Linked DNA regions of Homo sapiens: regions 2 and 3 are each linked to region 1. Evidence: chromatin loops called from intact Hi-C (ENCODE). Cell type or tissue: IMR-90. All regions are shown on one strand. Each heading gives the region's core, and the rest is flanking DNA. Links, peaks and the distances in the headings are about the cores only.

Region 1 (10,803 bases), core at 2,874-7,873:
GATTCTTCCTCGAAATGAATTATAAAAGGTTGGAGAGGCAAGACTGAGTATGGTCCTAGTCAAGTAGAGAAGCTGAAGGAGTCTGAGTCCTTTTTTTTAGTCAAAGGAGAGAGTCTTAGTCAACATATTATAATGAATAAAATTGATCGAGTGCAATTTATAGAGTATTCCATCCTTTATCCACTGCATTACAGCCTCACATTTTAAATATAAAATAAGAAACTTAAGTTATTGTAAACATGGATCTGTTTCTGTTTTATCTCTTTCATTAGACTTTTTTAAAAATAAAATTATAACAAATTGAGTTTAAAGATTAAATTAGCTTTTATTGTGATTCATGAATCAGGCATCATCCCATTAAAGATCCGGCAGAAGAGCTAGCTTTTATAAGGTAGCTTGAGCGGGAACCAGAAAAATGTGTAAACAAACAAACAAACAAATAGGTTAGTTAACATCAGGCTACTTCTGGTTACTTTCTTTGTAAAGGTTAAAGCAGAAGGGACTTCCTCGTCACTCTAGATAAAACTGTCTTGTTCCTGTGTTTGGATATCATTTCACTTTCCATTTCTCAGAAGGTCAGATAAACAACTTTGTTTTAATTTGGTGACATGGAACCTTAGAATAAGTGACTCCATTTTGATTAGATCTGTTTTGCTGGAGCCTAGTGTAGGAGCTTAGTCCAAAACAATGGCATCCCATAAATTTTATTTAATAGCCTATTTTGCTCTCCTTGCACGAGTATCACATTGTCTTAACTAATGGATCTTTAAAATTGGTCTTAATACCTGGGAGCATAAATCTTCCAGTTTTTTTTCTCCATGTTCAAAATTGCCTTTATAATTGTTGCTTCTTTGCATTTCCGTGAGTTTTAGAATCAGCTTGTTAATTTATGGCTTTCATTGTTTATGTTGAAAAGCCAGCTGTCACTCCTACTGTTGTTACTAATTTGCAGTTAATGTGCACTGCCCCCAACCTGAGATCTTCATTTTGACTTTGGATTTCAACAGTTTTACAATGACAAACCTAATTTTACATGTTTGCATTTATTTGATTATAGAAAAGCAACATTTTATATTTATTATGATCATTCATATATCCTTCACGTGAATTGTCCATTGGGACATTCAACTTTTTGATATAGAGAAGTATTTTATAGTGATTAAAATTTCTCATAGATACTACAATATGTATTTTTTTCTTTGTATTTTAATTGTGCTCAAGTTTAATGTCAGAAAAAAGTAATTATATGTGAAAGTAATTTATGCTTCATGAAAAATACTAACTGTACAGTAAATACGAAGGAAAGAACAAAAAGAAATCTACAATTCCACTATCCAGGGATAACTATTATTAATTTGAGGTGAACATTATTTCAAGTATTTCTTTGTATCTAAGAACTGAGGGAACAAAATCTATAAAGACACCCTGGGGTTGAATAATATTATCTATTAGTTCCTACTGCATAAGAAAACAAAGGACTCTACAAACATGATTGAGTATCTGTGGAGTGCCTTAAATTTTTAAATTGCTTTCAGAACAGCCATTCCACTTGAAATTTACCACGATATATAGAAATATCCAAGGAATTTATTATTACAAAAACGAGGTGATGTAACTGAGATATGGAGGAGTTGGCAGTGGACCTACGGCCTTGCAGCATGGCAGAGGTTGATTAAAGATCAAAGTCAAGTGCTTGGTTCATGAGTCACACTTCTGCATGCAGCATGTTCTTAGAACGACATTACCTGTACTACGATACATCATTAACTTGGTTATCAGGATTTGATCTTCTGGCCATTACTTTTACAAAGTTAAAACAAAAATTAGACATATGTATATTTCCTAGAACTATATTTATGTTGCATGTTTCATTTGTTAGGTTTGAAGGGGAGAGAGTACAGAAGAGACAATGATATTGAAAAGACCTTTGTAAACATTTTGCTTACATGGTTTTCTGACCCTGGAAAATAATCCCTGCATATGAAATGAAACAGACATTTTTCTAGTAAGTCATCATTCTTCTGTGCTGCTGAAGTAATCTTGTTGTGTTCATTGGTATAATTAATTTATCTTAATATCTGTTAGCTATTACAAAGACTATGTATGTAATTTTTTTCTTTTTTTCTTTTTTTTTTTTTTTTTGAGACGGAGTCTGGCTCTGTCACCGAGGCTGGAGTGCAGTGATGCGATCTTGGCTCACTGCAACCTCCGCCTCGTGGGTTCAAGCAATTCTCCTGCCTCAGCCTCCTGAGTAGCTGGTAATACAGGCGTGCGTCACCATGCCCAGCTAATTTTTTTGTATTTTTAGTAGAGACGGGGTTTCACCGTGTTAGCCAGTATGATCTCCATCTCTTGACCTCGTGATCCACCTGCCTTGGCCTCCCAAAGTACAAAGACTATATTTTTAAAATAATAACTACAATTTTAGGAAGAAAAATGTTGAAGGAAAATTTAGCTTATAAAACTACTTTTCAAAAATAATGTAAAAGAATTTATTCTAAAATCATTATTTCCAGCAATACTTCTAGGTCTCATATTATTTGCTATTATGTGCGTATATACATAGACAACTTTGTACTTACTTACATAATGCATGCTTTTATTCAATTTACCTTTTCTGATTCCAAAGAAATCTGAGGCAAATTGATGTCTACCACTGGGTTGCAGATTGTTTTCTCCCCACTTCACACTTCCAAAGAGAAAACACATTCCTTAACACATGTCTATATTCTTAATATCCATGTTAGAGAATGAAATATGAATTATAAGACACAAGAAGTGGTTTCAGCTGCCTACTTGAACAAAAATGGGTTTTAGTTTTTTCTAAATTTCAAAGGAATCACAAAGCATTCCATCACGTCACTGATTACAAAAACATTATTGCTATCTAGAGATTTCCTAGTAAACATTATTTTTAAGTACTCAAAAATAATAATGAATGTTTCAGTTTGTTTTCACACTGCTATAAAGAAATACCCAAGACTGGGTAATTTATTAAAGGGAAGAGTAATTGACCCAAAGCCTGAGGAAACTTACAATCATGGCGGAAGGTGAAGGGGAAGCAAGCTTGGACTTTCTCACATGGTGCAAGGAAGAAAAAGTGAGCAAAGGAGGAACTTGCCAAACAGAAAACTCTATGTCTTTCAAGAACTCACTCACTATCACGAGAACAGCATGGGAGAAACTGCCGCCATTATCCAGTCACTCCGACCAGGTCTCTTCCTAAACATCTGGGGATTACAATTCAAGATTTAGATGGAGACACAAAGCGTAACCCTTTCAATGAGTGTCAAGGAAAACTGAGCAAAAACTTGAAAACTTAAGGAACTGAAATTATTCTGATTCATATTTATATTGAGTTTTCTTTTGAGGTCATTCCTTTTTTTTTTCTTTTATTATTATACTTTTAATTTTAGGGTACATGTGCACAATGTGCAGGTTAGTTACATATGTATACATGTGCCATGCTGGTGTGCTGCACCCATTAACTCGTCATTTAGCATTAGGTATATCTCCTAATGCTATCCCTCCTCCCTCCCCCCACCCCACAACAGTCCCCATAGTGTGATGTTCCCCTTCCTGTGTTCATGTGTTCTCATTGTTCAGTTCCCACCTGTGAGTGAGAACATGTGGTGTTTGGTTTTTTGTCCTTGTGATAGTTTACTGAGAATGATGATTTCCAGCTTCACCCATGTCCCTACAAAGGACATGAACTCATCCTTTTTTATGTTTGCATAGTATTCCATGGTATATATGTGCCACATTTTCTTAATCCAGTCTATCATTTTTGGACATTTGGGTTGGTTCCAAGTCTTTGCTATTGTGAATAGTGCTGCAATAAACATATGTGTGCATGTGTCTTTATAGCAGCATGTTTTATAGTCCTTTGGGTATATGCCCAGTAACTGGATGGCTGGGTCAAATGGTATTTCTAGTTCTAGATGCCTGAGGAATTGCCACACTGACTTCCACAATGCTTGAAGTAGTTTACAGTCCCACCAACAGTGTAAAAGTGTTCCTATTTCTCCACGTCCTGTCCAGCACCTGTTGATTGCTGACTTTTTAATGATTGCCATTCTAACTGGTGTGAGATGGTATCTCATTGTGGTTTTGATTTACATTTCTCTGATGGCCAGTGATGGTGAGCATTTTTTCATGTGTTTTTTGGCTGCATAAATGTCTTCTTTTGAGAAGTGTCTGTTCATGTCCTTTGCCCACTTTTTGATGGGGTTGTTTCTTTTTTTCCTGTAAATTTGTTTGAGTTCATTGTAGATTCTGGATATTAGCCCTTTGTCAGATGAGTAGGTTGCAAAAATTTTCTCCCATTTTGTAGTTGTGTTCACACATTTGTCCGAATGGTAAGCAAAACATTTCCTCCTGTAGCTTAACATAGCCCTTATTTAAAAGTAAATAGCTGCAGGCGAATATAGGTTTGTAGATTTTGTTGTGATTTAAACACAAATAAGAGAGATTTCAATGTAGTCGTCCGGGGATAGGTGGGAGACTAAAATTGGGAAGGGATTCCCAATGAAGGGTTTAATACAAAACGAAATTAAATATTTTTTGCACAGGTTCCATACAAGTAAATCCGAAAAAAAGTGGAGGGGGAGGGGGTCGTCCACACCGCGAATTGTTATGGCGAGGAAGATAAATGTATTACTAAAGAAGACATGGACAGAAGGTGGATGGCGCTGCGGCCTGGCTCCCGCAGACGGACTGCCTTCTTCTTCCATTCGAGATCGCTCGTACCGAACCTCCTTGCCTTCTTCCTGGGTCTCTCGGGGGCTGGACCAATACATCTGCCGATGCCCTGGCCGAATGGCAGGCGACGTCGGGTCCTGGACCCCCACACGCAGCTCAGTACCCACGAGGCCCCAGGCTGCTGGAAGCCTGTAGCTCTGCCGGGGATGAAAGCCTGTCCGCAGTTTCTGCTGGAGTGGTCAGCCTCTGCCGGAAGGGGGCGCCCTTGTCTTTTTAATGGTCCTAGCACACTAGTGGAATAAATCTCTCAGATTCCACATCTTTTGTTTGCTCTGAATTTATTGCGAGTGAAAAACAGAGAAAACCCTCAAGTTTCAGTTTCTGATAGCAGAGTGTGGGAGTTAGAGCATGGGGACTCCAGAGGTCCCAGACCCCCAAAGGTCTCTACCAGGGCCATCTCCGTTAGTGGCCATGGCAGCCCCTCTTGTGGCCTTTTTCCTGCATCACCAAGTCAATCCTAAGCCAAAAGAACAAAGCTGGAGGCATCACGCTACCTGACTTCAAACTATACTACAAGGCTACAGTAACCAAAACAGCATGGTACTGGTACCAAAACAGAGATATAGATGAATGGAACAGAACAGAGCCCTCAGAAATAACGCCGCATATCTACAACTATCTGATCTTTGACAAACCTGAGAAAAACAAGCAATGGGGAAAGGATTCCCTATTTAATTAGTGGTGCTGGGAAAACTGGCTAGCCATATGTAGAAAGCTGAAACTGGATCCCTTCCTTACACCTTATACAAAAATTAATTCAAGATGGATTAAAGACTTAAACGTTAGACCTAAAACCATAAAAACCCTAGAGGAAAACCTAGACATTACCATTCAGGACATAAGCATGGGCAAGGATTTCATGTCTAAAACACCAAAAGCAATGGCAGCAAAAGCCAAAATTGACAAATGGGATCTAATTAAACTAAAGAGCTTCTGCACAGCAAAAGAAACTACCATCAGAGTTATTTTTATTGAGTTTTGGCTTTTTCCCCTTCACATTTATTTAATAGACACTTGGTCATAAAGCATTTGTAAATACAAATTGGGATATTAAAATGTTGTCTTTGTGACACACATTTTATTTTATTTTATTTTATTTTTTTAGAGACAGGGTCTCACTATATTGCACAGGCTGTTCTCAAACTCCTGGTTTAAGTAATTCTCCCACCTCAGCCTCCCAAGTAGCTAGGATTATAGGCTGTTACCACCATGCCTGGCTCCTGTGACACACTTTAAATCATTGTAGTATCCACTTAAACACAAAGAAAATGTGGATTTTTCTTCCCTGAGGTAAACAGGTGGTGCCAGAAACACTGAGAGTACTTTGGAAATGAATTATTGTTAAAAGTATCAAATTTTATATTGTAAAATAACCATATTTACACAACTTTGAATTTAAATGATCGCAGTTTTAATGCTTTCTATTTTCTTCTTGTGTTAATTAAAATCTTTGTAAACTTTATGGTAAAAGGAAGTCTTTGTAACAGATACTTTCATATTAAGGTTAGGAGTGTTATAGGTTAAGGAAGACTGAATTTTACAGAATAAAAAGACAATCTTTAAAATAACATTTCTTCTTAGGGACTGACCAGAAGAAGACTGCAGCAGAATCTGAGTAATAATATAATGTAAATAATATTAATTTGGATTTACCCCCAAGGGAAGATTCAATCCTAGATGGCAATACTAGAAACAAATTTGAGACCCAGTGGTAGAGTAGGGGCTACTGGGAAGTAGAAAAATAAAAGCAAATAGATAATATGATTTTCATCCAACAAATATCCCAAACAAAATGTCAAAATATGCAGAGCTAGTAGCACAATAAGAAATGACCCTCCTCCAACCAAGATACAGTTAAGGGAACTGCAGCAAAAGAGTTGGTGATAAGTATTAAATAATGTTGAATTGAGAACCTAAGACTAAAACACATGTGGATATACACGTGGGAGAATATGTTATTTGTTATAGAGGCTAACAAAATAGAAATATTGCAACTAAAAACATCGGAAAAGAAGAAAGAGACAAAAGTGAAAAAAGCATTAGATATTTTATTGTCTTTGGGATAAAAGATGATGGAAATTAAAGTACGTACTTTAAAGTTGAGAAAACATATAGAGGTCTAAGTAAAGAAGAGAGGTAAAGAAAAAAGCATTCTATAAGGACACTAGAATAAAAATAGCTACTAAAATAAAAATAGTAACGTTCATAATTACCAGAAGAAATTAAAACAAAACTAAATGCATTTACAGCAAAATTAAAACAAACATTAAGCAAAAACAAACTACAAAAAAAAAGTGAAAGAGCCACAATAAATATCACATGATAAAACAAAAGATAACAAAACTTGAGGACAAGCAGATGCATTATATAATACATATAATTGGCCTAACAAACCTACTAAAGAAAAGCCTTCAAATTGGGTCAAATCCAAATTCAGTTGTATGCTTTATACAATTATGTATTTAAAAAGTGATTTCAAAGGCTGAAAATGAAGAAATGAGCCAAGGTCACCTGAAAATGAGACAAAATGTAACCAGGGCTTGTGATCTTGGTATCTGTCAGAATGAATTCAACATAAAGAACGTTACATAAGGTGAAGAATTCTTTATAATGCACAAAGGGCTACATTTCACAATGAAAAATTAAGATTTATAAATATATTCACACAGTGGCCATCTTGATAACATTGAAACCAATGGAGATGCTAGGAAAAACAGAAACAAATAAGATAGGACTTTGAAATAACTGTCAATCTTAGAAGATACAACGGGTATATAAAAGTAATTGAGCACTCAAAAGACCTAAGTAACATAGTAAGGCAGATTTTTTATGAAGACACATGCATACATTGCTCCGCAACAGAAAGATAATAGGTACACTGCATTCAAGTTCTCACGAAATATTGTAAAAATATATTCTATTTAATTTCCTATGTGCCTCCCACGAAATAAAGAGAACTTCAATAAGGTCTGTAATATGGAAATTATACAAAAACCGTCTAATTGTAATGTAATAAAACTAGAAATTAATAACAAGATAAAAAAGATACTTACATCTGTTAGTTAAAAAACAGTTTTCCATTAAACATTTTTGGTTCAAAGGAGAAGTACAAACTTAGCTTACAAAATTTCTAGAACATAATTATCATGCCCTTCTTATATATCAAAATCTATGCAGTATCTAGAGCAATGATCATAGAAAAATCAGTAAGTTTATGTAATTATATTAATAAAGATGAAAAAGACCCAAAATAGACATATTAAACATACAATTCAAAAAGTTAGAAAAAGGACAAAGCGTCCTCCATGTCCCTACAAAGGACATGAACTCATCCTTTTTATGGCTGCATAGTACTCCATGTGTGTATGTGCCACATTTTCTTAATCCAGTCTGTCATTGATGGACATTTGGGTTGGTTCCAAGTCTTTGCTATTGTGAACAGTGCTGCAATAAACATAACATGTGCATGTGTCTATAGCAGCATGATTTATAATCCTTTGGGTATATACCCAGTAATGGGATGGCTGGGTCAAATGGTATTTCTAGTTCTAGATCCTTGAGGAATCATCACACTGTCTTCCACAATGCTTGAAGTAGTTTACAGTCCCACCAACAGTGTAAAAGTGTTCCTATTTCTCCACATCCTCTCCAGCACCTGTTGTTTCCTGACTTTTTAATGATTGCCATTCTAACTGGTGTGAGATGGTATCTCATTGTGGTTTTGATTTGCATTTCTCTGATGGCCAGTGATGATGAGCATTTTTTCATGTGTCTGTTGGCTGCATAAATGTCTTCTTTTGAGAAGTGTCCGTTCATATCCTTTGCCCACATTTTGATGGGGTTGTTTGATTTTTTCTTGTAAATTTGTTTGAGTTCTTTGTAGATTCTGGATATTTGCCCTTTGTCAGATGGGTAGGTTGTAAAAATTTTCTCCCATTCTGTAGGTTGCCTATTCATTCTGATGGTAGTTTCTTTTGCTGTGCAGAAGCTCTTTAGTTTAATTAGATCCCATTTGTCTCTTTTGGCTTTTGTTGCCATTGCTTTTGGTGTTTTAGACATGAAGTCCTTCTCCATGCTTATGTCCTGAATGGTATTGCCTAGGTTTTCTTCTAGGGTTTTTATGGTTTTAGGTCTAACACTTAAGTCTTTAATCCTTCTTGAATTAATTTTTGTATAACATGTAAGGAGGGGATCCAGTTTCAGCTTTCTACGTATGGCTAGCCAGTTTTCCCAGCACCATTTATTGGGAGTGGGGAGGGATAGCATTAGGAGATATACCTAATGTAAATGAGGAGTTAATGGGTGCAGCACACCAACATGGCACATGTACCATATATAACAAACCTGCATGTTGTGCACATGTACCGTAGAACTTAAAGTATAATAAAAAAAGAAAAAGGACAAAGTGAACGAAGTAGGCATACATAAGAATTAAAAATCTGAGTCAAGAATTTGAAAATATAGAAACAGAAAAAATGCATAAATACAAAGGCTGGCTCTTTGAAAAAAATCAGTGAGACACTTACTATTTACACTAGTCAAAAAAGAGGAACGAAAGCAAGCAATGAGAAAAGGAGATAATAACATTTGAAATACAGAAACTAAAAAAATTCCAAAAGTCTACTTTATGCCATTTTATGCAAATTAATCTGAAAATCTGAAGGAAGTGGATAATACCAGTCAACATGGTGATGAAAGGGGACGATAGATTGGAACTCGTAGAAGAATACAGTGGTGCAAGTGAGAGTTCTCTGAGTACTTTTCATATTTTTTTTACTTTTAAGCCATAGGAATGTTTTTATATAAGAAAACATGAAAACTTTAGCATCTGTATAGTAAACAATTATAACTTACTATAAAACACCGAACAAAGAAAACTCTGTAAGTCCTGGAAGACATTTCAAAAAGAAAGCATGAGAGAGAGATATCCAATGAGCACCTTTAGTGAGCTGAGCCAGATACATACCCCTGGACTTTTGAATCATGTGAGCTGTTATTTTCCGTTTTCCCTTTGAGAAGGTTTGAATTTACTCTCTTTAAATGCAACTTAGAGTTTAGACCGATATGATATTTTGTTTTGATAAATACAGAATTGTATCTACATACATCTCATCATGCTCTCATGTAGAAAAATGATTAACTTTTTTTTCTCATAATGAACTGAATATTTGAATGAGGAATTTCAAAGTCTTATGCGCATATATGTACAGAGATATCTATCAAACAGTTCTGGAAGATTATATTTTACACCTAACTTTTCACAAAATAGAGATTTTTCACAAGTGTCATGTAATGTCCTGCAATTTCAACTGCTGAATAGCTCTTAAAGCGTTTAAAGGTATTTTATAGTTGACATAGGAAAACAGCTGATAGTGAAAGAGACATCAACAGACATGTAGTCAATACCAGTAGATTTTTAGAAGATAGATTTCTCCAAGGTGAACTTTTTATTTTCATATCATTTCAAAAATTAACTCTAGATTCAATTTGCTATTTCTACAGAAGTGCTACAGATATCACTAAGAAGTTAGTCCAGGGGGCCTGCTAAGGAACAGAGTTTGATGTTTCAGCAACAAAAATTGTAAACATACGTGATGGCCTGAGCAGGGAGAAACCAGTTGCATACCCCAGAGCAGTTAACACTAATCACTCTGGGTAGAGATAAGAACGAGAAGAACACCTATGATGGAAACTCTCAAACACTTGCTGCCTCAAACCATCTCTTCCAGATGGAGTTAAATAGTCGGTATTAACAGAATTTTCCCTTTCTTTTCTTTCTCATATCCTAAATCAATTAATTTACTTAGGCAATGGAGCTTTGGCTTCATTTCCCTCTCAATGAAAGCTTTGCCTGCAACACTCCTGGCAATTCCAGCCCTGAATTCCTCCTGAGAATATTGTTCACGCTGAGAAATCCTTCATTGTTGGCATGCTCTGTAATAGAGAAAAATAGATACAAGGGTTATACAAAATTATTGGATCAGTATATAATGAACATTTAAATTACAGAAGATCCCAAACCTTAATATGAAGCTACCATTT
Region 2 (10,803 bases), core at 2,226-7,225, 1.7 Mb after region 1:
TGCTCCTCAAGTTCTCTCCTGTTGCTTTGGAGCAGACAGATGGACGTCTATCTTAGTGAAAAGCTTTAAGAGCGATTCCTATGAGACGCAAAAGCTGAGCATAGGGTTGAGAGCGGAGCCCCAGACACTGACCAATTCTAGCCCCCTACAGAGGACTTGTAGGACCTTGAACAAGCTACTTAACCTTTCGAAATCTACAATCTCCTTATCCTTAAGGTAAGGACAATAGTGCCTGCCTTTCGGGGCCATGAGGAGAAAATGAGATAGCACCTGTTAATCTCTCAGTGTCATTGTGGGCTGGCCTATGGAAAGCATGCAGGTGCTGGGTTTTCCTACCTGCTATAATTTTCATCATTCTTTAATTATTATTATATGCATCTCCCTTGCAAAAATGAACACATGTAGGTTGGGTAATCTTTGACATTTTTAAGTTAATTCTTACTGCGTTTGTCCTTTTCCCAGTCAGAGTTGTGTCCTGTGTTTTAGGGCTGAAAGCAAAAGTTGACTAAAACATCCCTGGGCCACCCCCTGGCTTTGGTTTCAAATGCTTAAATTCATAAAGGACTTTCTCAAAGACTTTTCAAGGTCAGGTAGAAAGTGGAGAATAGCAGGGCCTGTGTCTTTCTCCACAGTGTGTCCCAGGAACATCTCAGGACCACAGAAAGCAATTGCTTTGTGGTGCCCCAAGTGAAGCTGGTTTGGAGTTCTCAGGCTCAGCAAATATTTCTGAAACCAACCTGGCCTGGAACAAGAAGAACCACCATTTTTTGAGAACCATAATGACATCAGTGTGACCACTGTGACCTGAAAACAAGAGGGCGGTCTGTGAACATACTACTGCATATATTAGGTTGGTGCAAAAGTAATTGCTGTTTTTGCCATTGCTTTAATGGCAAAAACTGCAGCTACTTTTGCACCAACATAATAAAATTCCGGGCTTTTGTATCAATCTTCCCAGGAAGGGAGACATAGTAACGAAGGAGACTAAATTCCCTGCCACCCTGGTGTGGTGGGCACTCAGGATAACAGAAAAATAATACAGAAAAATACAGAATAATACAGAAAGATAATATGACATTTCTTGCACAACTGCATGTGTTAGTATACATATGCTCATATATGTACACGTGCACACACATTTATACATAAGGAGAAACATCCTGATTTTGGTAATTCTGGCAGATGATGGAATTCTTACTTTACAGACTGAAGTGAAAAGATGACAACAATAGCAGTATCTATTCTGTGCAATATCCATACAAACCAGAATTAAACTGATCTAACCTCCAAAAAATTTTCACCATTCACATTACTGCATTTAAAAATATCATATCTCAGAGGGCTCAGTAAGTTGATTGCTTATTGACTTTCCGGTGGGTCCATATAGTGTAATGAGTCTTTATATCTCTGTTTTTATATTGCTTATTGGATTTTTAAGATTAAACAAAGCCTATGAGAAAAATTATAGTGTTGGAAATTAGAAGAGGTGGTCAAGTGAGTACATTATTATCCTATCAAAAATACATTTAAATTTTCCAGAATAAATATTAAAACACTAGAAAGGTTACTTTTTAAAAGCTTCTTTTATAGAATTTGAAGAATAAAGCTTCTTTTAACAAGCAGTTCTTTATAAATTGACTATCTTTTTACAATGTTAGTTACCATAATACAAATTTCTATCGCCATGTAAAAGACTAACGGCCTTCTCCAGATTAGGTAATAAAGTCAGTTCCCAACTTGAATGAATTTGTGCCATTATATAAGAATTATAATGAGACTTTCCTCCTGGAATTTAGAAATAGCAGAAAAATTTCATGTTTGACTATAAAACAGTATAATCAGAATATTATTATAGAGGCAAAACTGATGACGACACCCCTCTATTTAAAATACTTTTAAGTGACTCCATAGGTCAGTGGCTAGAGCAATGGTCTTGTGAAACACTTCTAAGGTTTCCCATTATTCTTAGACTAGAGACCAACATTTTCAATATGGACTGTAAGTACTGCACTGGCCTCACCAGCCCAATCACATGCCACTCTTCCTCTTGGTTTCTGTCTCCACAGGCTTTGTTTCCTTAGCCAAAAACACTTATCTCCTGCCCATCTGGCTCCTCACTGGGCTAACTCTGTCCTATTCTTTCTCCTATTGTGTGTATTCTAAAGTATGCTACACTGGTCAGGCACAGTGGTTCACACTGTAATCCCAGCATTTTGGGAGGCTGAGGTGGGAAGATTGTTTGAGCCCAGGAGTTTGAGACCAGCCTGGGCAACAAAGTGAGACCCCATCTCTACAAAAACTGAAAAAGTTAAAAATAAAATAAAGTATGCTACATATCACCACAACATTCATTCTTCACATAATCAGTCATTCAGTGTTTGGCTTCCCCTAAGTGGTTCACTTATTCACTGCTGTATTGAGCCCTAGATTGAGCAGCAACAACTCAGAATCCTATTTGCTGAAGGAGTGACTGATGTCCCCGTGACACCTGATCCCAGCTTTCACTCCAGCCCTCTCCTCCACCACATAGAGACATTATGAAAGCATCCCCTTCTTGCAGTGAGTGAACAGAATCTCACTCCTCACCATAATAATTGCTCATGTGTTAGGGACCCATTCCTATGTTATTCTCAAATACTACATTTGCTTTGGGAAGAGTTGTTGTTGTTGTTGTTTTTAATTTCACCAAGCCAGCTTAAACTAAAAAATAATAATAAACTAAAATAAACCTCTACTAAGATTTAAATCTTCTTCTACTCTCTGCGTGTTTTTCTTGATAAAAATCATCCTTGAGAAACAATAGTGCTGAAGGGTAGAAAAGCCTCACAAAGAAGACACAGAACAGAGCACAAAGAAGATGATTAAAATCTGTATGGTCCCTAGACATAAAACCTTTTTTTTGAACCAAATCACCTTTATAGAAATTTTTGAATCAGGGAATGTACATTTGCCAGAACAAACAGCTCAGAACATGAATGAACTACATAAATCAGAATATAATCAGTTTTCACTCTGCCTGTTTATTGCTTCTGATGAAATTCTCTTACCAAGTCCTACTGAATTTGCCATTATCTGCTGTACCTGGGAAAAAAAATGATCCCAAAATACCCTAAATAATATTTGAAATGTATTTTAAATCTGGGGTCTATTTGGTTAGTGAGCTATATTACATTTTAAATACGATGCTAGACTATTACGTATTTATTTTCATAGTTTTCTTTACTGATTTGGCACAGTTTAGTTCAAATTGTACTCATAAAACCTAAGACAGACAAATGTTCAGGTCACATTTATTCTGGTCTTTTAAACTGCTCTGTTGTAACTACACAATGAAGCTAAAAGAGACATGGCTTTAGTAGCTGTGAGGATTTCTATTCATTCATGCCAAGTTCCACATTATATTTATCTCCTTGCTATCACTCAAGTACAGGCTCAATTCATTAAAAAATGGTCTTTGTGCTACCCCTATGAATCCATTCTTCTGGCTATATAAAATTAACTCCAAGTTCCCTTTGCATTTGTCTCAAAGTTTTTTGTTTCTTTGCATTCTTTAGTTGTATTTCTTCTATTGCTGAATGAATGGGAAAGAATTTAATTTGTAAATTCTGAGTCTCAGGTCCTCCGGGAGCCTATCTCTGCCTTAGGTTCCTTAGACCAAGGAATTAAAATGTTCCATAAGGTAGATGTTTCTGGACTGTATAAAGGGACCTTTTTTCTCTTAGCCTTAAATTACTGGACTATGAGAGTCAAGTTAATTTTCCTTCAGCTTTTTCTGCTGGGAGTGAAACATTTCAAATTTAAAACCATTTTTCTTTTTGTAAGCCTCAAGTGAATTATAGTTCTATGTGTTCGAGTATGTAAGTCAAAGAAAAGTAAAGTGACAATTGATTGTGTCATCTAGCCAAAAGATAGCAGAGATTTACTCACTCTGGTTGAGATTCAGGGTTAGGTCATGTAATACGATGACCCAACCTATCATAAGAACCAGGACAACTGCCAGTTTCATAAATCAGGACAACCGTGCCTGAGGGAGCGGTACCTACCAGAGTGATATCGCTGCCCCAGCCCCGTCTGGTACAGCTATCTTGCTGAGACAGCACACAGGATCGCCAGTGAAAGGCCTTCCCCATTTCCAATTACTCATTCATGTCAGTAAAGGAGTATGCCACTGTGGGGAAAAGCTACTTTTTTTTAATGGGGTATAATTACATTAAAATATGTGTTAAATTGCTCAAAATGAACTCATTCCTTCCCCCACATACCTATTCCATGTTTGGAGGACCCAGGTCCAGGGTGGCAAGGGGTTTAATCTGGCATTTCCTTTCATGAGCAAGTTATCCTGCAGCAGAGTGGCTCTGTGAGTAGCTATGAGAGAACCATAGTAGAGTGGCTATGTGATTGCCATCATCCAGCCTAAAACCATCAGGAAAATCTGCAGACTCAGAGTCAGGAAACAGAGGACCCAAAAAAAGGGAGTTCTAGGAACTCTTATGTCCTTCTGTGTTTTGAGCTCAAAAGAATTCACTCCCAGGAAGAGTGAGAAAGGCAGCCACCACTTTAGTAAACTCATTCTCCTTCTACTGCTGATTTGTAAACAAGCAGGAAATCATCCATGAAGAGGCTTCTGAGAGAACTGTTCTCAGGCTGTTTGACTTAGGATGAGGAAATGTACTTATAGGGAGGTTTTTCTGAACAAAAATTGCATTCATTTGTATATTTCTGATATCTCAACAGGCAGCCTAAAGTCTCATAAGCACTTCTGAGGTGAGTAGTTTTAGGAATCCAAAAGGATGAATGAGAGAAGTGAGAAACAGGAAGTGGGCATCAGGAGCCTAGGCCTGCCATTAAAGCCTCAATAGATTTATAAATTGCCTAACATATAAGTAGGATGAAAAAAGGAGCTAGAGTTATTTTTGGTTTCTTCTTCCATTTGTGTTATTTCCATGATCAATTACGTATGTTTCATGGATAGAGTTTCATTAATCATACACCGTATTTATTAAAAGCTGAGCAAATATGAAGCCTGAGTGTCGACCTTGGCTAAGATGAGGAAGACTTCTTCAAATTGCAACACAACATCACCATCTAGTGTCCAAAACCTGAAACTTAATTCAGTATCACTGACCTATAAAATCACGTACAGCAGCCTCAGGAAGAAACCATATTCAACAGATAAGGAAACTGAAACCCAAAGAGCTAAAATGATTTGCTCGTGTTCATAGAGCTGCAACTAGCCCAATCCTGGTTGCCCAAACTCAATTCAGTGTGACAAGGGAACATAACAGCTATTAAGCATTCAGATATTCTCAAGACAAAAGAGAAGATTCTCTTTTATAGCAGTCTTCACCTTTAAACAGATCTACCCTCAAGTTAGTGTATTAGAAGATAGCTACAACGGTATCAAATGTGGACAACTAGTTAGGAGGAACTTAATATAGATATAATTAATATAGATATAATTAAACAAACATCCAAGTTTATTTAAACAGAATAAAACAATAAGAACAGACAAAACTATAACAGCATTAGGTAAAGTATTTCCCAAAGGGCTTTAGTTAATAGCCTGTAAGATTCAGTACATCAATATCAAAGGAAATATATACCTTACTCATTTAATATTTTGCTTGGAAGTCAAAAGAAATGTTTTGAGTGTTTGTTTATCATTACCAGCTGTTCTGTCTAAACCCTCAAGAGATAGATTATAAGAGGAACTGAAAACAAGGACTATGGTGAGTCTCCTAATATTAATTGATGACTCTCTTAATATTCTATTATACAGATAAATTCTTCTAAACATCACATTTTAGCCTCTTCTAAGGTTTGTACACATCTATATCATTTATGAACCCATATCTAGCAGGATGTTTCTGTATCACAGACCTCAGGTTACTGTGGACTAGATTGGAGAAAGTGGGAAAGTACTTGGATGCAGTTTACTTTTCCATCTCATTCACAGATCCAGCATCAAGCAGATTAAATGTCAGTCTCTGTCCCTGCTTGCCCCAAAGGCAGGTTTTGTTCTGAGGTCTTCAGCCTCCTTCCTCCCAGCTGCTCCTGGGTTATCAGCAGCTAGTGTTCAGTACATACGGTGGAGACAGCTAATCATGCTAAAAATGCTTATGGCAATCTTCTGCCTTATGCTTGTTGGCTGACCTGTTATCTTTGTGCTTCTTCATGCCTTAGCTGACCAGTTGTGACAAAACCCCCTGCCAACTTGCTTAGCTGGAGTCCTGTCAGGGCCTCCACTGCCCTTCCCGCCCCAATTCCACTCTTGCCTGAGGGTTACAAGTTTTTAATCAAAGCCTTAATGCCAGGATTCTTAAGAAGGGGCAGGGAGCTTATCAGAATCACCTGGGGAGATTTTCCTAATTATAGCCCCCCACACACCTCATCTTTTCCTTACAGAGGGAGTGTTCCGTAACCCTCAGGTACATTGAGGAGGGAAAAAAGAAGTTGAAACCCATTGGCTTCAAGCAATGAGAGTAGTGAGGTTAATCTTCTTTTGATTCAGATGGAAAATATCTCAAAAGAGGGAAATGAAACCTTGTCTCCTAAGGATGAAACTATAATAAAACCTTAATTAATTTGGACCCCATTAATTCAAAACGTGTGATAATTAGAAAAATGGTTAGGTTAAAGTTTACCTTTCCTCTAGCTAGGGGAAAAGTGGCTGAAGATTACTTCCCTGTACCTAGGAAAAGTGAATTTGCTAAGCAAATTAATATTTCCAAAGAGAAAAATGTTTAACTGATTGAGCAAGTAAGTAGTTTTCAGGCAATTTAGGTACATTCAGCAGACAAACAAATGCTATTGTAATTATAAATGATCCCTTTCTAGTAATAGAATAGGCTTGCCCAAGGTTCTTTCCTAGGCAGCATTCTAGAAATAAAGTTATCCATTGGAAGTAATGAAATTAAATTTATTTTTGGACTCTACACAATTCTGACTGATGTTTTCTTCATTTAGAACAAACTTCCATGGTTTTACTGAATCCTACCTACTGATAAACTCAGAAAGCAACCCAAGTATCCCTGGCGCCTTGTTTCAGCCATCAAATGTGTGCAAGTAGTATATGTTCAAGTTCTTATTTCAGCAAAGAGAAATAGTCAACGCTTGGGAAGGAGTAGGAAATCAGGGGCAGGGGGTGAGGGGAGGAAGGCTTCACAATATATACATATAATTGGTTGAAAAATAAACATATGTGTTATCTGGAGTTTCTTTTTCCGTTCCATAGGTTATAAAATGGTCTTACTTGGGGTGAGAGGGGAATCAGAAGCTGTGTGATCAAAACGTCTTGAAAAACAGAAATGATGGTTTAGACAAAGTCAAGTGGGTTGCTTTATGCAGGACTTCTAAGAGCCTTTCCTAAGCAAGTGGGCAATGTCTATTTCTGAGAGAGTGGTGTGATATTTCCCAAAGTTATCTTCAAAGGGAATCCTGTCTTCACTGAGCATCCTGGGAACATTATTCCCAATACTACAAGGCCACTCTGGGAAACACTAAACCAGTTGTGTAGCAATTTATAAATAGCCTCAGAATTCCAATAGTTAACTAAAGATTTTCAGTTTACTATTTCTGTTGCCTAATTACTTTAACGCAGTTAACAGAAATAATAACAGAAAGTTATACCCCATATTATTATATTTATCCACCCTATTCCATTTGAGTTTCTTACAATTGCTGGCTGTACCCTGAGGCTCTATGAACTGAAGTTCCTGTGGTTTGATTTAAAATATTTTAATTAAGTGAAGCTTTCTGCCCCCAGGCTTTCTAAAGCAATTTTCAAAACCTCAGAAACAAACAAATAAACATCATACCAATGGTGTTACCACTGAAAAACCACAACCATTTCTAGGCAGGCATTTCTTGCTTTGTTGTACTAAGCATAGAAGTATTTTATTCCAAATGACAACAATAAATCATAAAGTTAGGCAAAGCAGTACCAAAGTTATATGCCTTAGGCATCATGGGAAATACAAAGCTCACCACAAAAAAACCTTCTGAAGCTGAAGAAGTCATTTTATATAGCGTGTATTGTGACTATCTAATTTAGGACTAGGGTTATCAAAGTTTTTCTGATGAAGATTTTTTTTCTGATTTCCCATAAAAGTGTTATGTTTTCATTTTAGGAATATACATGTGCATTTTCTTTTGGTTTCTGGAGGGAATCAACAAGGGTTTCAGGACATACATAGTAATGTTTCTCAACTGTAGTCCCAGTACCAGAAACTTTAGCATTCAGGGAAACAGAAATGCAAATTCTCAGACCCCCAAGTCAGACCTACTGAAAGGGAAATTTTGGAGATGGAGCCCAACAGTTGGTGTTAACAAGTTCCTCCAGGTGATTCTGATGTTCACTAACGATTGAGAACCACCCAGTTAGAGCAGAAGCTTTGATATCATAAAGACTTGGATTTGAAGTCACTTAATGGTTCTAATCCTTAGTTTTCTTGCCTATAAAATGACTTTGAAAAACAGTAACATCACCTGCCTCAAAGGGTTGCTTTCAAGAAGGGAAAAACGAGATAGACTCTACAATGCCTGGCAGCAGCCAGCTTGAAGACAGAACAATTAAGTCATTTATCAGCCCACTATTTAGGGTAGAAGGGAAGCCTTCATTTAGGGAGAAAACTAAGCTTTCGTCTTTTTCCTGCAAATATCATTCTCGAACAGCCAGCTCAGGGACCCCTGGTATGCTGTGAATCCTTTCAGTTATGCTCCCAAATTTTGTTCAGTGTATGAAATTGGTCCTTGCTACTCAAGTGCATATACTTTTATTACCACGGATGTCAGAAAGAATTTTTTGCTGAGTGGGTCTTGTGATTTAGTAAGAGCAAAACTACAGCTTGCTGTGAGTAAGGTAAAAGACAGTGCACCTTTGCCCAAGAACGATTTCATATTGACTGGCCAGGCAAGAACTTGGCCTCTGGAGCACTGCGGGAGTGTTCTCAGGGCAGTGAAGAGGGGACAGTGACAGGTGGGAGTGGGGGTCCAAGAGGCCAGCGTCAGGATGAGCACTCACAAGGGCCAGGGGCAGTGACCTCTCCATCTCACCCCTCTGAAGGGGTCCACTCTTCTTCCTCATTTTATAGATGCAGAATCTGATGACGAGAGTCATTAAGTAAGGGGCCTAGTGTCACTGAGCCAGTACCCAGAGCTCCATCTGTCTACCCTTCACGGCAGGCCCGTCTAGCTCCCAATCCCTGGGGTGCTATTATGAACACGGTGCCATTATAGTCACACCATAGCGGTGATTGGGTTGAAATTATTGCTGAATTGCTTAGTTTTGTTTTGAGCTTTTGAATTCCTTCAAGTACACCACTAAAATTTCTAATATCCCAAAGTGTGCCAAGAACACAGAAAGGATGATAAGCAGTGGGCTAGGTTTTAATGGTAAGTTTCTACTCAGTTATTCTGCCCCGGTGCCTTGCCTTTGGAAACCACATTGCAAAGCTTCAGCCTCCTTTGATCCTGACTCCCACTAAAATGAGTTTCTCTAAAGCGGGTTTAAAACTCATATTTGTATTCTACCTTGAATGCTTACAGTGACCCATAGTCTCATTTCCCATCTTCCCCTTTGGAATTCACCCTGTGGCTTCTGTTTCCTGCTTCCCCAGTCTGAATTCTTAATTGGCCTTATCTCCCCCTCATCACCTCTGGCCCTGCTGGTAACCAGTCCCTAGAGAAGAGCTGGCAATTGTAACAGAACAGGGAGTGCTTTCCTCTCATTTGCTGGAATGATCCGGGGACTGGGTTCTGCACGCCAGAAATCAATTGAACCCATACAGCTTAGCACTTTGGCAGCTTTTCGACCCCCACCTGCTTTTCCAATATCATCTTATCCGTTCCCTTCTGATCCAATCCATTACATGAAACTGAAGTATACTTCATTTATTAGCTGCTCTTTTAAAATTCTGTTAAGACAGGGAACGGAAAAAGGCAGAAAGAAAAATGCTCGAAAATGGAAATTTTGGTCATTTTGGGAAAGGGGTGTTGAAGTCTCCGTACTTGAGGGGTTTCATTATATACTTCAAAGTAAAATTAACGCTATTGCTGAGTTTTATTCATTCCTTTCAAAATACATATCCATGCTGGCAGCATCCCACCTCTCACTCTTAGTAAACTCGCATTTAAGACTGATTGATCCTCTTATCTTTCACTAAGACTTCTTGGCCTTTGAAGAGCATTTCCTGTGTCATTAAGATTTTGATTTCCAGTTCTTGAAATCGACAACAAACACCACTTTCCTAGTTTTATGGGACAGTTGGGCCCTTGTCATTAGCACACACTTCAGGTTTCTGAACTGACATTTTGTTCAAGAGTATAACAGAAGAGCTAATTATGCTGCATCTCTGCTGTAGAGCTTTTGGCCTTGTAGAGGTATTCAGAACTTCGCAACTTGGGTTGGGTGGTTCTCAGGCCAAGGAAATCCCTATAGTTCGATGACACAATTAGAACGGCCAAGGCCTCCAGGATGTTTATCAAAATTACCCTCAGAATTTATCTCCAGAAACAATAAAAATAGAGATAAAGACAAGGTGAAGTGGGTGGGGTTTTTTTTTCCAAGTATTTCCTCATCAACTTAAATAAAAAGTAGAAGACAGCAAATTATATTCGCAGCTGAGGTGTTTTTTCTCTATTGCACATAGTTATCTGGTTTCAAAAACCAGTCACAGCACACACAATGTCAATTGCTGGAACTTTGGGGAAACAGAATGAGAGCACCTTGTTTTAGGAAATTATCTGTCTTAATTTTGAATCCACCTTAGTCGTCATCACTGGGGATTTGGAGAATGCTAAGCC
Region 3 (10,803 bases), core at 2,044-7,043, 1.3 Mb after region 1:
AGACACTTGCCAAAAGAGGACATTTATGTGGCCAACAGACATATGAAAAAAAGCTGATCATCACTGGTCATTAGAGAAATGCAAATCAAAACCACAGTGAGATACCATCTCACACCAGTTAGAACAGCGATCATTAAAAAGTCAGGAAACAACAGATGCTGGTGAGAATGCAGAGAAATAGGAATGCTTTTACACCGTTGGTGGGAGTTTAAATTAGTTCAACCATTGTGGAAGACAGTGTGGTGATTCCTCAAGGATCTATAAATAGAAATACTATTTGACCCAGGAATCCCATTACTGGGTATATAAACAAAGAATTCTAAATCATTTTGCTATAAAGAGACATGCACATAAATGTTTATTGCAGCACTATTTACAATAGCAAAGACTTGGAACCAACCTGAATGACCATCAATGATAGACCAGATAAAGAAAATGTGGCACATATACACCATGGAATACTATGCAGCCATAAAAAAGAATGAGTTCATGTCCTTTGCAGGGACATGGATGAAGCTGGTAAACATTATCCTCAGCAAACTAACACAGGAACAGAAAACCAAACACTGCATGTTCTCACTCACAAGTGGAAGTTGAAAAATGAGAACACATTGACACAGGAAGGGGAACATCACACACCTGGGCCTATCAGGGATAAGAGGGAAAGGGGAGGGAGAGAACTAGGACAAATACCTAATGCATGTGGGGCTTAAAACCTAGATGATGGGTTGGTAGGTGCAGCAAACCAACATGGCACATATATAACTATGTAACAACAAACCCGCACACTCTACATATGTATCCCAGAACTTAAAATAAAATAAACAAATAAACAAATAAACAAATAAATAAATATATTCAGATGCCGGCTTCCAATTGCATTCTAAATTTTTGGATATGTTTATATAAACTAAAGAAACTAGAGTCACTTAAAAATGTTATTTCCCCCCTACTTCAGTCAGACAAAAAGAATTCACAACGACCAATGTCCACATGGTTAGTTCTATCCTAATGAAGGGCTTTAGCACCATGGCAAACTTTTCAGATCAACAGCAAAATGTATTTAGTTATAAGTAGATCCAAACTCTACTGATGATGCCAAACATTTTTGTAATAAGAACTTCCCTGCATTTTTTCCAGGAAAATAGAAATGTGGTTTGATTCATTATATGAAAATTTGAAAAATGGTGGAATGCTTAGAAAGCATTTCATTAAGTTTTCAGTCAATCCAATAGAAATCTATAGCTTGCCTAGTGATAAAAAAAGAGTGAAGAAAAAAATCTCAATTTTTTATTGGAATAAGTAACAATAATTGAATTCCTAGTATGTTCCACACACATAAATTGTCTAATTCTCACAACATATAAAATAAAACTATTAGGTTCTATTATTATTCCCATGTGGAAAATACTGAGGATTACACAGAGAAGGAAATATTTCAAGACAGAAGCAATGCTGTACCACTGGAGGACATGGAGAAGCCTTCTACCCCAGAGTATACAATGAAGGGCTGCACTGTATGGAGAGAATTTGAAAACAATAATAAAAGCAACTGAAAGTCAGCCTGCTTTATATTATGAATGTGCACTGATAGTGATAAAATATTTCTCCCAGAAATAAAAATTATTTAAAATATTAAAAAAATCAAATTCTAAACAATTGCTACAATTGCAGTTGAGTTTTCAATTAGCTTACTCCTATTATTTACTCTTAAATAAACATTGTATTCTATGCAGTCATTTTAAAGTAGAAAACACTAATCATGTTTGGATGTGCAATAAGCCCAAGCGTATCATTACACCATTAACAGAGAATGTATATTACCCATCACCAGTAACCATGCCACAGCAGGTGAGTTGCTGGACTTTCTCTGAAAGCATTCTTGCTCTTTCTCTAGGAAACTAACATCATGGTTACCTTTTTTCCCCACAGTCTGTATTACCTAAGTATATCAAGTCATTGATTAATTAATTATTAATAAGTAAGGTGGTATTATGAATTAGATGGTGATTTTGAGAGCATTTGGTATAAATTCACTAGAGAATTTTGGATTTCCCAGGGCATGGTATGCAAATCACTCTTTGTAGTTTTCTGAAGAATATAGAAACATAAGGAAAACTGGGGAAAATATGCCACTTCATCATCACCTGAGTCAATGCACAGTTCCTCCCAAATGCAAGATCTCATGAATCATGGTAGAAGTTGGAAAATTTGGTTTTGGCCTGAGCAAGTTCTCTGTCAAATATAAAATTATAAAGTGGATGTGTTCTCTTCAACTATGTGTTGGCTTTTCAAAGATTCTAATAATCTTCCCCTCAACATATTGGTCATGCCCAAGTATTGCATAGATGGGAGGTCTAGAAGGAGTCAACTGGTCTAAGGTTTATGATAATGGTCACAAACGGCAGGGCATCCCCATCAGCCTTACAAGCTTATCTCGTTGGATTGCACTAGTTGTGCCCAGGGGTGGTGAAAGGAAAGGGTACTGAGGAGCTGAGGTAGGAGGAAATTTTCCCTGCATCCTCCTCTCTCATCATGTCCCAGCACATGGGCCTCCTGAACAATCTCTTGTATCTACAGCTTGATAATGCCAAACTAACTGGTCTATGAGAATCCCGTCTATGCTCTTGCTGTGTCACCCAGGCTGGAGTGTAGTGGCGTGATCATGGCTCACTGATGCCTTGACCTCCTGGACTCAAGCGATCCTCACACCTCAGCCTTCTCATGCCAGATTCTTTTTCTTTACTTTTTCTCTCTCCCTTTTTTGTTTGCTTGTTTGTTTATTGTTTGTTTGTTAGAGACAGGGTCTCCTTATGTTTCCCAGACTGGTCTCAAACTCCTGAGCTCAAGCCATCCTCCTGCCTCCACCTCCCAAAGTGTTCACATTACAGGCAGAGCCACCACACCCAGCTACTATCACTATTTACTTACTCCTGAATTATTCCCAAACTATCTCCCAAATCTCTAAAGGACTAGAGAGAAATTAACCCACTTCTGTGGCTTGTACATACATAGTCATACTAATCCCACCTCTGTCTGCTCTCTTTAACTTTCTAGATATCACTGAAGATGAGGAGCCATGTCCCTGAGCAGCCACACACACTTTCCAACTATGGCCTGCACCCAACTTCCTCTTATTTGCTTCAGTTATTATGTGCACCTTTTGCATTTTGCCACTTAAAATGTTGTTCCAAATTGGGGATTTTGAGGATGAGTTACACAGTCTCTCTTTTCTGGGAACTTTGCTCCCTCCAATGTGATTCATATGACTGTGGAGGAAGGCTCCCAGCAGTCATGTTTGTTCCCTGGGATAGTACATGCTGGGCACAACTGTTAGCTCAGGGTGGGCACCTGACCCAATTAGGATAGTCAGAGTCCCTTCTCTTAAACTCTGTGAATAGCACGAAGAGATGGTCTCCTCAGCTGAAGGAACTTTCTTAGGCAGAAGACAAGGAAAACTTGTCAGCTATGTGGGCACCTTATTTTCTGCATATTGGCCAGGAAGCTCATAAAACTGGGCCTGAGGAATAGAGGGAGAAGACTGAAGTGACCATGCAGAGAAGAGAGAGAGAAAGAGAAAGAGAGGAAGACACTGGGCTCTTGTGTGCTTCTGGCACAGAAGAAGTGCTCAATAAATATCTGTTAAATGAACGCATGAACAAATGTGAGAATGACTCCAAACAGCTGTTCATACCCTGACTCCAAGATCTTCCTAAGGTCTGTGAGGAATGCATTATATTAAAATAACAATAAGCTTTCCATTTTAGTTAGGTCACTCTTTTCCTTTTATCCAAAAAACTAAAGAAGAAATATAGTTTGTTCCTATACATCCACTAAGGTCAAACTCAGCTAAAGAAATCAATGTGGTAACATTTACAAATCCCTTTCAATTTCAAGTCCATAAAATAGGCAATTTGCTTCTATATGACTTTACACATTAGCACCAAACATTCTGAAATTTGGCTTGAGAACATTTACCTACAGAGGAATCATACTGGGAAAATTACACACACACACACACACACACACACACACACACACACACAGAGTATATCCATCTTTATTATTTATGTAACCATTTGCTATCCCTTTCAAAAATAGAATGATATTGGTTAGAGGCAGTGTGGCACAGATCTTCTTCAAACTGAAGGCCTATAAAATGGCCATAGAATTGTCCTGTTTCTCTGATTAGATGTTTTAGGCATATTATAAGCATCATTCCCATCTTCTTGATATCCTATTATGTATAGGCCATACTGAGCATCACATGATAGCCTAGGACAGTGGTTTTCAATTTGGAATCATTTTGTCCCCAAGAGGACACTGGCAACATCTTGAAACATTTTTGCTTGTTGCAACCAGAGCAAGGAGGTGCTACTGGCACCTAGTGGGCAGAGGCCAGAGATGCTGCTAAACATCCTACCACTCACACACAGTACAGCCCTGAACAAAAAATTGTTTCCAAATGCAATAGTGCTAAAATTCAGAAATGTTGGTCCATGAACCACCCATCCTAAAGTCCTGGAATACAATTAAGCTAGGATAGGTGTACTGTTTGTGACAGGAACAGAGACTGACTGGCTGGTAGGACTTCCACAGAGTAGCTGAGGTGACATAACCATTAGCCAAGCACTTCAAAGAAATACAATAAGACCCCAAGGAACAACATAGCTAATAATATGTCCTCTACATAGATAACAGGAAAACCACCTGACAGACAGACAGACAGGCCATCACCAGTGCTTCTTCACAGAGATTCACTGAACCAGTTTCAACAAAGGTTTAAAGCTTCCTGAATCTTTCTCTCTACACAAAAAGCCACCACCACCACCAGAGAAAAAAGACTATTGTCAGCCACTTCTCTAACTTTGCTCTCACTCAAACACTCACAGAATATAATGCCCATTAGCAGTGGCATCTTCAAGCACAAAAGATGAATATAAGAGTGTCTGGGTATATTCCAGCTAATAATCTAGCAGAAAACAATGTCCAGCGGAGGGGAATTGTAGATGCAAGCATAATTCATACGCTCCTAAAGTATAAGCTTTAGAAAAATCCTGGATCTAATTACTAATATCATTGAGTGAAAATATTGCCAGAGTCTGCAGTATCTGTTCTGAATGAATTCCGTGTTGTTTAAAATCCAAGCACATTATTTAAAACTTTAGCATACCAACTTATGTTAATGACTGCATGTAACTTTAATTCAACCTGACAAACAGTTGGAAATAAAAGATAATTTAACAGCATTCTAATCAATAAACATTAATTATTTTTTCTTAGTTCTAGGCTGATTTTTTAGTGAATTAATGTAAACCCACCTACAAATGCATCTCACACAATGTCATCATATCATAAATCCATTTTATTAACCTGATAAATGTTTATCATCACAATTGCACTACAACACTAAAATAAACTAGGCCTTTCTTCATAGGCTCTGCATCAGCAATTTTCAAACCATAGGTCACAGAGCAATTGTTATGTATCTGCTAATCTATATTTGTGTGCAAAGCCCAGCCTTTGGAATGATGTCTCTCTTACGCTGATTTTTCCCCAAGCGTAGTTGCTGTTGTAATTAACAAAATAAACATTTTATTTAAAATTGTTGAATTAATACTAACATACCCTCCATTGATAGTTGGTCAAATCAATATTATTATCCACTGAGCAGACCATTTTTTGTTATTTTACAAATGAGTTCTTATCTTCAGAATGCTAAGAACCAGTATCCTGTGTGCTAGGAGAACTGAATTTCTGCTTATGTTCCTTGAATTTATGTAAAAAAAAAATGTCAGCTAACCATGGGATATTCCTTCTGATTCCACATTTGCTCACTGTGGCATTCATAGCACAGCTGTCCAAATCCACCTTGGAATTCATATTTTCCTCCAAGATCAAGGTTTAGTGTGCTTAGCTGTGGGCTTTGTTGATCCATTCCTCTTGAACTTCGTTTGGGCCCATAATTACATGCCCAATATAGAGAAAAATGTCAAGAAAGAAACAGATTTCAATTTCAAGCTTCAGAGGAGTTCTGATAATAAAAATGTGGTGAAAATGATGAAAACTACCTTGACTGATGTACTCTTGTTTTTAGGGACAATGTACTATATGGTGGCTGCGAGAAAGGATACGTGTCAATTCTGAGATTAGGCCTTTGCCAGGGGAAGTTGTCATTTTTCAAAAGGAAAAGCTCTTTTTGATGTAGGAAAAATGTCCAGCCATGCTACTTGCTATGCAAAAACAGTGGGATTGCTTTCTGCATGCCAGAAGCAGGGCAAAGGTACAACCCACCCACTGCCGGGGCCCATTAGCATCTTTTGTCATAATACATGGCAAATGGACCAGTAACTACCCACTGCCAATTAGAGTGATGATGAGCCAACCTAAAATAGGCAGGTGAGCAGACTAAGTGCCCCTGTGGTTTGCCAATTACCTAAATTATCTGCAGTAGTTTTAGTGCACAGCTACCATGAATACAAATACAAACCACTCTAGTATTCAGGGGAGTTAGGCACGGCTTGGTGTCAAAAAGCAGAGAGAAAATAAGCAGGATTTTCAGAAGCTGAGTTCTAACAATTGTGATATCCAGTTTCACCCAGATGAAATACTCTCCTGCATTTTGTTTGACAATTCTGTCTCCTCTAGGAAGGACTCCCAAAGCAATGAAGCATCAATTCTGTGCTCGATGTCACCAATCAATTGCACAAATCGCTCCCAGTGATTCTCACTAAATGGACATTGGAATGGATCTACAGCACTGAATGAAGAGTTAGTAGCAAAAGACCTCAACCAAATAAAACTACCTTTACCAGAAAAAAAAAAATCATTCATAGAGAGAAAACAAGAAAGAAAAAGCAAAAAAGAGACTTCCGAGTCCTGCCATTCCCTCAAATTATAAAGAAACATCATAAAAGAAATCAACAGTGTCCTTTGTTGCAAACACTCCAGAGCAATCATGACATCTGAGCAGTAGTCTTGTGAAAAGACTTCATCCTAGAACATCTACTTTGGTAACAGCTCCACTACACTATCAATGAAAACCACTTTCAATTTTCCATTGTTCTCACGTTTGCAGTCACTAGGAACAATGAGATAGCTCAGCACTATTTTAAAGGCACTACAACATTTTCTAATAAAAAATGATGCTAACTTATGGGTTTAACATTTTCCCATCTTTCAGAAAATTACACACGTACTTGCCTCCAAATTTGGCATTGGATGTGGATACACGATCTAATGCCATTATATTCATGTTCACTTAAACTTCTTAATAGGTGGGCATAGAGTAAGCGGTTTCAAAAGAACAGTGCTGTGCTCTCTGGATAACATGCATGGTGGCTGTGCTTAATGTTAATAGCAGCAGTCAGGAATCTGAGTTATATTGCTCCCGTATTGAACTAATATGTGATCTTTGACAAGTCACTTAATCTTTCATCTTTCTTAACTATAACGATAGTTTATCTAAATTATAATAGCAGATAATAATACCTGGCTTGGAGTAATGTGGTAAGACTTGATTAATTGTCATATGTGAAACACTTTAGGGTCTTTGAATAAGATGTATTACTAAAGTGCAAGGCATTAATATTATTCACCCATTAACAATGTTTTCCTGTGTAATGGTCCAATATACTATCAGTTTAAGATACATACGGGGATACTCTTAAGGTGTAGTAAGAGAATAAGCATTTTACCATTCTTTGCATACACTGATGTTGTACAAACCAGCCTACTTTATAGAATATTCAATATAGTTACTAAATTCCACACTGACTGTTTTATTATGCTAATTGATAATCTGGTTGCTCCAAAGATTAAAGAAAAATGAAATTAAACTGAAAAATCAAAGGGTAACAACTTTATAATGCCTCTTTAATTTAGCGAAATACAATTAAAGTCACACAGTGGTAGAATTGACTGTGAATACTAAGATGACTATAATTGACAAAGTAAATGTTACAGAGCCAAGCTGAATAAAAGCAAAGGAAAATGCCAATAAAATTCAGTGTCATGGGATATCTATGTAGGCTCACTAAAATAAACTATAAGACATACATAGATGTCACAGAAAAGGATGTTCTGAAGAATGCTTATGTCACTAGAAAAGCTTTTAGAATCAGATAAAAATGAACACATTTTAAAGTAACACAAACATTCATTGTTGTCCTTACTAGAGGAAAAACATGATGCTGCAAAAGAATTAGACTTTACTAACTAAGCTTATTTATTATTATTACTTGATATTTGTAAACGCATTGGACTCAATATTGCCTGCTTTAAATAAAAACATAGACAAAACATGCATGAGCACACGTGTATATTTGCACACACACACACACACACACACACGAGGTCTATGAGTGCAGTATACAATTTAAATGTCCAATTGAATAATAACTTCGATGAGTTTCCCTGATGAAGCTAGTAGGATTTGGCTTATTCTGTTATATAAGTTTACAATTAAAGTTCTTTACATCATTACAGCCTTAATGGAAAAAATGTGTACACTTAGATACTGTTGGCGGGGGTGGGTGGTATACTGATACAAAGTCATAGGTCAGCAATTGCATAATATCTTTAAAATTCTTATAAAATTCTTCTTCTGGGAATTTAGCATCCATAATGCTGTATTCTTGCATTCTGATTTTTTCACCAAAAATCTTGGAAGGACAGAGTAACCTTTACCAAAGGAAAACTATCTCTGGAGTAAGAGTAACTTTTAAATTCATACAAAAATGTATATATGTTTTGTTTTAGAAATAAACTTTTCCCCAAATATTTAACGAAAAGATGCTACGTCATTCTTACTCCTGCATCTGTCTGTAACTCTCAGCATGCCACAAAGATACAAAGATAGAAATTGTGAAAAATAGTATGAAGTGAATGAACAGGGGACAGTGATGGAGTACAGATAAATGGAAAATCCTTACTTTGGTACAATGGCATCTTTAAGAAACAGGGTGTGCAAGGGTTCAGAGGGGCAAGGGTTAACAAAGTTGATTTGAGACTTTTTAAAATAAATGTACATATTTACTTTTAATTAGCTTACTTATTATAGTAATGTGAGTTTTAAGAACACATATGTCATATTTTAGCAGAACTGACCATACCAGCTTTCTCTATGTGGTGAGGTTATGGATGATTTTTTAAAATAAACTGTCTCTCTTATTTGAATTTTTACAATGTTTGTACTACTTTTATGATTAGAAAAGGAAAAAAGCTATTAACATTTTTGGCAGAACACTGAATGTAGTTGCTTCCTGAAACACTGAAGATTGCTCTAAAAATTCCAATTTTTTTATCATCACTTCTAAAATCTCAGTACATCAAACTTATAAAATAAAAATAGAAAAATAATATTTATATTTATGAACACTAAAGTCCCAGAAGCACCTAAATATGTTTCATATATTTGAACAATACATCTATAGATTTCATGAAAAAAAATTAAGCAAAATTAGGGTCTCCTGAATGTATCACTGGTTGACATAAATAATTATATCATTATTTATAGTGAAATTTCGGGGAGGCTGCTCCCAACTAAAAATAATAAAACATTCTGGATTCAAGATGACACCTTTTTAAAGAGGCTATACATCTTCTTCTGAACCTGGGTGCCAGAAATAGCATTGAAATCATTGATAATGCAAAATTCCTCCTCCACAACTAAACAAGTTAATGTTCATCATGCTTGCCAAGGATATCAAAGAGAAAATAAATTCCTACTCTTCTCATAATATTTCTAGAAGGGAATCATTGTTAACAGAAATAATGCAAGGGAGTGGGACAATGACAAGTCAAGATTTATATGCTGATCTATTTATACACATTCCTGCTCAGTTGGATTTCTTCAAAGTCTAGCCTTCTCTGTAAAAGGTAGTCATATTAGCCACAATCACTCATTCACTATGGACCATTTAACCAAAAAACAACCATAGTAACTCCCTATAGATACATAAATGTAGCGAGCTACACACTAATTTTTTTCCCAAAAGTTTCAATCTCTCGTATTTTAAAATATATATGATGAATGTCTACTAAAGAAAGAAATAAAATTTACTCTTCTGTATATGGCATTGTACACTTTGTTGAATCAATATTGGGACATGTCATTTCTTAGAAATTGCTTTCTTGGTTACATTAGCTAGGATATAGTCTGGGTAGTGCTGTTATTTACCGAATTCAGATAAAATGAGAATGTATACAATTCTCTGGGAATATATTATAGTAATGGTTCTGTAAAATACATTATCAGGTAAATTGTTGAACAGCATTCTAGTAAGGCAATGTATTCTTATCTTCAACCATAATGTCTTTTTAAACAAAATCTTTCAACTTTCCAAGTATTCAACTCATTCTCTATTATTTTGATAATAAACATTATAGCATCTTTTATTAGAAACTGACCAGAGAAGAGTGTCTGCTTTTAGTGGACAGGGAAGTGCAAGTTTAAGAGGAAAGTATTCGAGTTACTCACTTGCATTCTATTTCTGGTTTCACCTCATACTGTCTAAGACCATGGGCAAATTACCTGGACACTAAATAGTTTTTCTAGTAAGATTCTCATGGTAATATCATGACAACTGAGTGAAATAATCCATCTAAAGCAGTTAACATAGTAACTAACATATACTAAGATTTCATATCTTAATTGTTATTAGAATTCATCTTCAAAATAATAATATTATAAAAAAGAACACTGCCATCTTGCAGACTTCATGGAAATTGCTATTAAAGAGACAGAAATAACAGTTGATTTTTTTTTTTACTATAGAAATATATTTCATTCTGTTTTACTTG

The links. Hi-C counts contacts between places; a loop is a spot of excess contacts. Peaks named below come from ENCODE experiments on the same cell type or tissue, not always from the same donor. Only the 100,000 strongest peaks of a DNase experiment are listed, where the experiment ranks them.
Region 2: a loop joins it to region 1, with 4 times the contacts of the local background. A loop is called at or near these places in 8 of 110 quality-filtered maps.
Region 3: a loop joins it to region 1, with 5 times the contacts of the local background. A loop is called at or near these places in 6 of 110 quality-filtered maps.

Annotation. Positions count from the first base shown.
Region 1 is chr6:92,638,673-92,649,475 of GRCh38, reverse strand. It overlaps LOC124901495 (putative protein PRAC2), which reads left to right and starts at 4,302. Exons shown (of 1, transcript XM_047419663.1): 1 at 4,302-5,218. The coding sequence starts at 4,671. The coding sequence ends at 5,003. The region is part of intron 1 of LINC02531 (long intergenic non-protein coding RNA 2531); the gene reads left to right. In IMR-90, for the core only: a CTCF peak has its summit at 4,959 (motif pointing right); no DNase peak of the experiment used is centred there.
Region 2 is chr6:90,935,329-90,946,131 of GRCh38, reverse strand. The region is part of intron 3 of LOC107986623 (a long non-coding RNA gene); the gene reads right to left. Among named protein-coding and RNA genes, the nearest start is that of MAP3K7, 350 kb to the right of the region's middle. In IMR-90, for the core only: a CTCF peak has its summit at 5,076 (motif pointing left); a DNase peak (open chromatin) is centred at 5,091; H3K4me3 peaks cover 189 bases.
Region 3 is chr6:91,323,952-91,334,754 of GRCh38, reverse strand. No RefSeq gene overlaps it. Among named protein-coding and RNA genes, the nearest start is that of MIR4643, 190 kb to the left of the region's middle. In IMR-90, for the core only: a CTCF peak has its summit at 4,383 (motif pointing left); no DNase peak of the experiment used is centred there.